2 separate regions of the Homo sapiens genome follow, and region 2 is linked to region 1. Evidence: chromatin contacts called from ENCODE Hi-C or POLR2A ChIA-PET data. All regions are on one chromosome and are shown on one strand. The core of a region is the stretch at or near the end of the contact, and the rest is flanking DNA. Distances in the headings are between cores, read along the strand shown. Region 1 has its middle 110 kb from the start of UST. Region 2 overlaps UST (uronyl 2-sulfotransferase).

Region 1 (2,700 bases), core at 83-2,582:
TTTGCATTTAACATTTAGGTCTATGTTGGATTCAGTTGCTACCATTTCGTTGAGGATTTCTATATCTCAGTTTTTTTCCTTTCTTGTAATCATTTACCTGGCTTTGGCATATGGGTAATATTGGCCTTATAGAATGAGTTTCCTCTCTGCTTACATTATCCATCTAGCTGTTCTTGCAGGTTGTCTACTTTTTTGCATTAGAGACCTTCACATACTAGTTATATTTAAATTCCCTATTTGATATTTAAAAATCTATGTCATATCTGAGTCTGATTCTGATGCTTGCCTTTCCTTTTCAGATTGTTTTTTCTTACCTTCTATCATGACTTGTAATTTTTTAATGAAAGGCAGCTATAATGTACTGGGTAATAGGAACTGAGGTCACTAGGCTTTTAATGTGAGGTTCTATGTTAGCCTGGCTAGGAGCTGACCATGTTTAATGTTTGCTGTGGCTATGGGTGCCAGAGGCTTCCGTTTCCTCTAGTTCACTTGTTTATTTTGCTCCTCTGTTGTCTTTGGATTTCCTATGAACTCCTTAAACAGAGTCTGTGTCTTACAGTTCTCTCAGTTGTAATCCACTGTCATGTTATAATCCATAATAGAGTCCTGTGGATGTGGTGTTAAGATGCTGGGGCAGGGAAGTGTTCTATAATCTTATGATTAAATCTCAATATTTTAGTGGGCCCGAATCCCTGGGCTTGACCTTCAGAAGTCTTTCTTAACCATTTTTTCCATCTCCTTTGTGATACAAGAAAACTGGGAGGTGGAGGTGAAGATGGAGGCTAGGACTGTCTAATTGTCCTTTCCTCAGGTCAGATAAGGCTATAGTAAAGTTGTTTCAAAGAACTACTTTGGTGAACACTCTGTGTGTATTTCAAAATGGCTACCTTTAATAGGGGCATATTTCAAAAAGGTTACTTTCCCCTCCTTCCTAAAACAGGAAGGGATTTTTCTGTGATCAAAGAACATGGTGCAATTCCTGGAGGTAAAACCCACAAAAGTCAGGGGCTTCACTAAGATTGGAACCCAGGAGCTTTTAACTCTTAAGCTAGACCACACTCAGCCTCCTGGAATTTGTCAAAATTACCATTTAATATTTTCATTAGTTACTGACCACAGCAGCTTCTGCTCCTGGTAAACTGAACTTGGCTGTGATTTTGTTTGTCTTTCTAGTTTCGTGAAGGTAGCTTGCCTTGTGATCTCAATTCTCTGACAGATCTAAGAAAAGTCATTGATTTTCAGTTTGTTCAGCTTTTCTCTTATTGTGAGAATGGGAGTGATGACTCCCAAGCACTTTACACATTGAAACTGAAACAGGAAGTTGCGCGTGCTTGCTTTCTTTTCTTTTCTTTTCTTTTCTTTCTTTCTTTCTTTCTTTCTTTCTTTCTTTCTTTCTTTCTTTCTTTCTTTCTTCTTTCTCTCTTTCCTCTTCTCCCTTCTTTTCCTTTCTTATTCTTCCTTCTTTCTGAAGCAAATATAGCAAACTACTAACGTCTATTCAATCTCAATGATTCATATTCTTCTAAATTCAGGCAAGAGGCAATGGTAGTGGCATTCTTTGGAAGGCAATCTGTGTTCATTGAGAAGTGAATTTACATTCCAGTCTTACTTTACAACCACTGAGATAAAATGGGCTTCAATTTTTATAACAATATCTACTCAGCCTAATGAGCAAGAGAGCACACAGGCCTCCAGAGCTCATTACTGGTTTTTTGGAGCCTTAAAAAAGTATTTTAAGGCATTTTATTATCTAATACTGAAGTGTCTTTGATGGGAAGATAGTTCTTTGAAAGCCATTCCCTGTGTGTCCTATTCACCTGCCTTCCTTCCAGGAAGCAGTCAATAAGATTAATGAGAGTTTTCAATGAGTTAGACTTGGAGAAAAAGGCCCCCAGTTAACTAATCGTGTCTACTTAGTGTTCAAATTGAAGTACCCTATTAAACCAAAACACCCAGATTTTTAAGTTAAGATTTTTCTTATCACTATTAAGTCATTATTATGATAATAGTGACAATAACTAAGTACTTTGGCCTCTTCAGCATGTAATTCTAATAATGTTTAGTTTTATGTATAAATGGTTTAACCACACCTACTGCTAAAATTTTTATTTTATCTTATTCATAAGGAAAATTTATGCTTTATTAGCGATTTACATCCTGCTAGGATCCTGTAGACTAACTTTGCATTCACAATATTTGTTTTTTCTTCACATAGTACACCCCAGATAGTTTTCATAAGCTTAGATTTCCCTAAAAATAAGTTACCTTCCAGCTATAGCTGCTTCTGAATGTTAGATTTCTCTCCTTGCAGTGGCCAGATTTTGCCATATGCCCTTCTGCTGGAGGTGGGATAGGATTTGGCCCCCGTGTTAGTTTTCTAGAGCTTCCATAACAAAGTGCCACAGACTGACTGGCTTAAACAACAGACATTTATTTTCTCAAAATTCTGAAAGCTATGTGTCCAAGATGAAGGTGTCAGCAGGGTTGGTTTCTGCTGAGGCCTCTCTCCTTGGCTCGCAGATGACCATCTTCCCCCTGTGTCTTCACTTGGTCTTCTCTCTGTGTGTTTGTGTCCTAATCTCCTCTCCTTATAAGGATACCTGTCATATTGGAATTGGGCTCATTCTAATGATCTCGTTTTAACTTAAAGACCCAATCTCCAAATATAGTCACATTCTGAAATACTGGGGGTTAGGACTT
Region 2 (2,700 bases), core at 90-2,589, 120 kb before region 1:
TGTGTTCTGAGCAGAGAGGGCGTCTCAGGGGACCCATCAACCCACATCGACGTGGCTCCCAGAACTTGGCCGCACGTGCTTGGAGGAGCTGAAGCAGGGTTCCAGCCAGCCCGCTGGGGGCCTTGAAGTAAGGCTCTGTTGCACTCCTGCTAACACCCTCAGAAAAGCGGTGGGAGGAGCAGTCATTCTCAAATACCACAGCTTCGAAGAGGATCCCTTCTGACAGTAACATACCACTGCACAAAGCAGGCTCACTGAGGGAACTGGAAAACTGTTCAGTTCTGTGGCTTTTACGGGCCATGTAGACAGAGGAAGGGGGCTAAGATGTGTAAGGGAATCAAAACCATTTCATTTCTCTTTGTGCTTACTGGCCAGCCGTGTCTCCTCTTCTGTGACTGCTCCTGTACTCTGCCCATTTATCTCGTGAGTTGGTTTATCTTTTTCTCATTGATAAACTGAACTTTTAAAGACCTGCATATTAGTTCTATTTCCTGGGGAGATGTTTGTGGTTTTTTTTTGTTTTGTTTTGTTTTGTTTTGTTTTGTTTTGCTATGGTTATGGGGTGTTACTGTTGAGCTTTCACTTTAATATAGTTTTTTTTTTCTTTGTGGTTTTTACTTTCTGTGTCTTCAAATGACTTCTGATGAGAAAGTACTGGTAAACAGACCTATTTGTCTGGACAAGATTTATGTGTGTAGCAGAGCAGGGTAGACATAATAGTCATTTTAGTATCTTCAATTATTTGAAGACTATAAAGTCCAATAGACAAGCCTATATAGCTTCCAGAAGAACAGCAAAAAATGGATGGAGGCTAGAAAGGAGTAGCTCACCACACTGTGAAGAACCCTCTTACCCACTGGAGCTGCCCACAGTGAAATGGGATGGTCAGTAGCAGGCAACCGGGAGGAGGCTGTGCAAATCCTCATCAACAACACAGCTTTCACCTATCACATAGTGAGACTCTAAACTCTGGAAACCCATGTCTTACTCTGCTTCTTCTCTCTTAGGACTTCCTGGGGACATTCTGCTTCCCCTAATTTCTAGAGCAAGTTCTGGCGGAGGTGGAGGAAACGCACTGCTGATTTTAATTTTAGAAAAAATTTAACTATGATTAAGACTCAGAAAATGACAACGATGGCCTAAAATGTTTTTGTGTATTCTACTTGCCTTGGTCACTTGACTTCTGCAATTTTTAAAATAAGTGTTTGGGTCCAAAGAAAATAGCCTTATATTTGTTTCAGTTGCTACAATTATATGACCTCTTGTCTCTTTCAGCACATGATTTGAAGAACAGCAGAGATCTTAGAACGATCTACTTCAGTGATTCTCAAGAGAAAAGAAACACTCTCCCCTGGGAGTGCACAGAAAAATTACCTCAGGGACTTTTTTTTTTTTTTTTTTTTTTTTGAGACAGAGTCTCGCTCTGTCGCCCAGGCTGGAGTACAGTGGTGCGATCTTGTCTCACTGCAAGCTCCACCTCCCGGGTTCACACCATTCTCCTGCCTCAGCCTCCCGAGTAGCTGGGGCTACAAGCGCCCACCACCATGCCCGGCTAATTTTTTGTATTTTTAGTACAGACGGGGTTTCACCGTGTTAGCCAGGACGGTCTCGATCTCCTCACCTTGTGATCCGTCCGCCTCGGCCTCCCAGGGAGCTGGGATTACAGGCGTGAACCACCGCGTACGCCGCATTCTTTTATTTTTTTATTTTTATTTATTTATTTATTTTGGGATGGAGTCTCGCTCTGTCGCCCGGGCTGGAGTGCAGTGGTGCGATCTCGGCTCACTGCAAGCTCCGCCTCCTGGGTTCATGACATTCTCCTGCCTCAGCCTCCCTAGTAGCTGGGACTACAGGCGCCCGCGACCACGCCCGGCTAATTTTTTTGTATTTTTTAGTAGAGACGGGGTTTCACCATGTTAGCCAGGATGGTCTCGATCTCCTGACCTCGTGATCCACCCACCTCGGCCTCCCAAAGTGCTGGGATTACAGGCGTGAGCTCAGGGACTTTTTTAAAAGGACTTCCAATGCCATGCCCTTTCTCCCTCTCCTGGCCACTGAGATGTATTCCCATAGGGACAGTCAAGACCCTATGGAAACACTGCTATGGATGAGGGTCCTAAGGAACGGAAACAGCTGAGAATCATGGATCTAATGAAACTCCTTCATTGTAGAGATGAAGACACTGAAGCCTTGGAGGCTCACATGACTTAACACCGACAACTGACTTATTGTCGGGTCACCCTGCACACCCAGGCCTAGTGCCCCCTCCATCCAGCCGCATGGCTCTGCCTGACGGTTCTGTTTATCCAATGGGAAGGCATTCATGTCAAACAGCCTTTGTGTTAAAGCAGGAAGCTCTGTGCTGGATGACAAGGTCAGGGTTTTTAAGGTCCCCAAACAAAATACAACTTTCTACGAAATAATGTAAAATCAGCATTTGCCTTCAACTGCTCAAGGAACTGGGTGATTGGCCATGCCAGATGGTATGGCTCTCACTTGCCGCAACACCTACTGGAGGCTAACAGAGCAAGGCAACACAGAGAGGCTGAGCTTGGGAAACAAGCAAGTGAAGACACAAGATCTGCTTCTGCGGTTCACTGCTCTTGCTCTGACTGTCAATGAGAGGGAAGTGGGAACTGAGAAAAGAAAGTGGGCGTACTACTGGACGTGGTAGTTTCGTCATGAATGGGGGAAGTTCTG

The links. Hi-C counts contacts between places; a loop is a spot of excess contacts on that map. ChIA-PET counts read pairs that join two places held with the same protein, here RNA polymerase II (POLR2A). Pooled maps may share reads with other maps.
Region 2: a loop to region 1 is called in a map with no recorded cell type, with 7 times the contacts of the local background. The contact joins two enhancer-like sites. A Hi-C loop is called at or near these places in 8 of 37 single-sample maps with no recorded cell type and 10 of 50 pooled maps. POLR2A ChIA-PET finds 5 or more read pairs at or near these places in 2 of 52 experiments (AG04450 and activated CD4-positive, alpha-beta T cell).

Annotation. Positions count from the first base shown.
Region 1 is chr6:148,636,408-148,639,107 of GRCh38, reverse strand. No RefSeq gene overlaps it. Among named protein-coding and RNA genes, the nearest start is that of UST, 110 kb to the left of the region's middle. Within about 2 kb of position 1,332, at least 3 of the 41 ENCODE cell types and tissues checked have a DNase peak (open chromatin) inside an H3K27ac peak, as active enhancers do.
Region 2 is chr6:148,758,555-148,761,254 of GRCh38, reverse strand. The region is part of intron 1 of UST (uronyl 2-sulfotransferase); the gene reads right to left. It overlaps LOC107986659 (a long non-coding RNA gene), which reads left to right. Exons shown (of 2, transcript XR_001744408.2): 1 at 1-423; 2 at 1,276-2,700. Among named protein-coding and RNA genes, the nearest start is that of UST, 13 kb to the right of the region's middle. RefSeq lists an enhancer at 1-537. Within about 2 kb of position 1,339, at least 10 of the 41 ENCODE cell types and tissues checked have a DNase peak (open chromatin) inside an H3K27ac peak, as active enhancers do.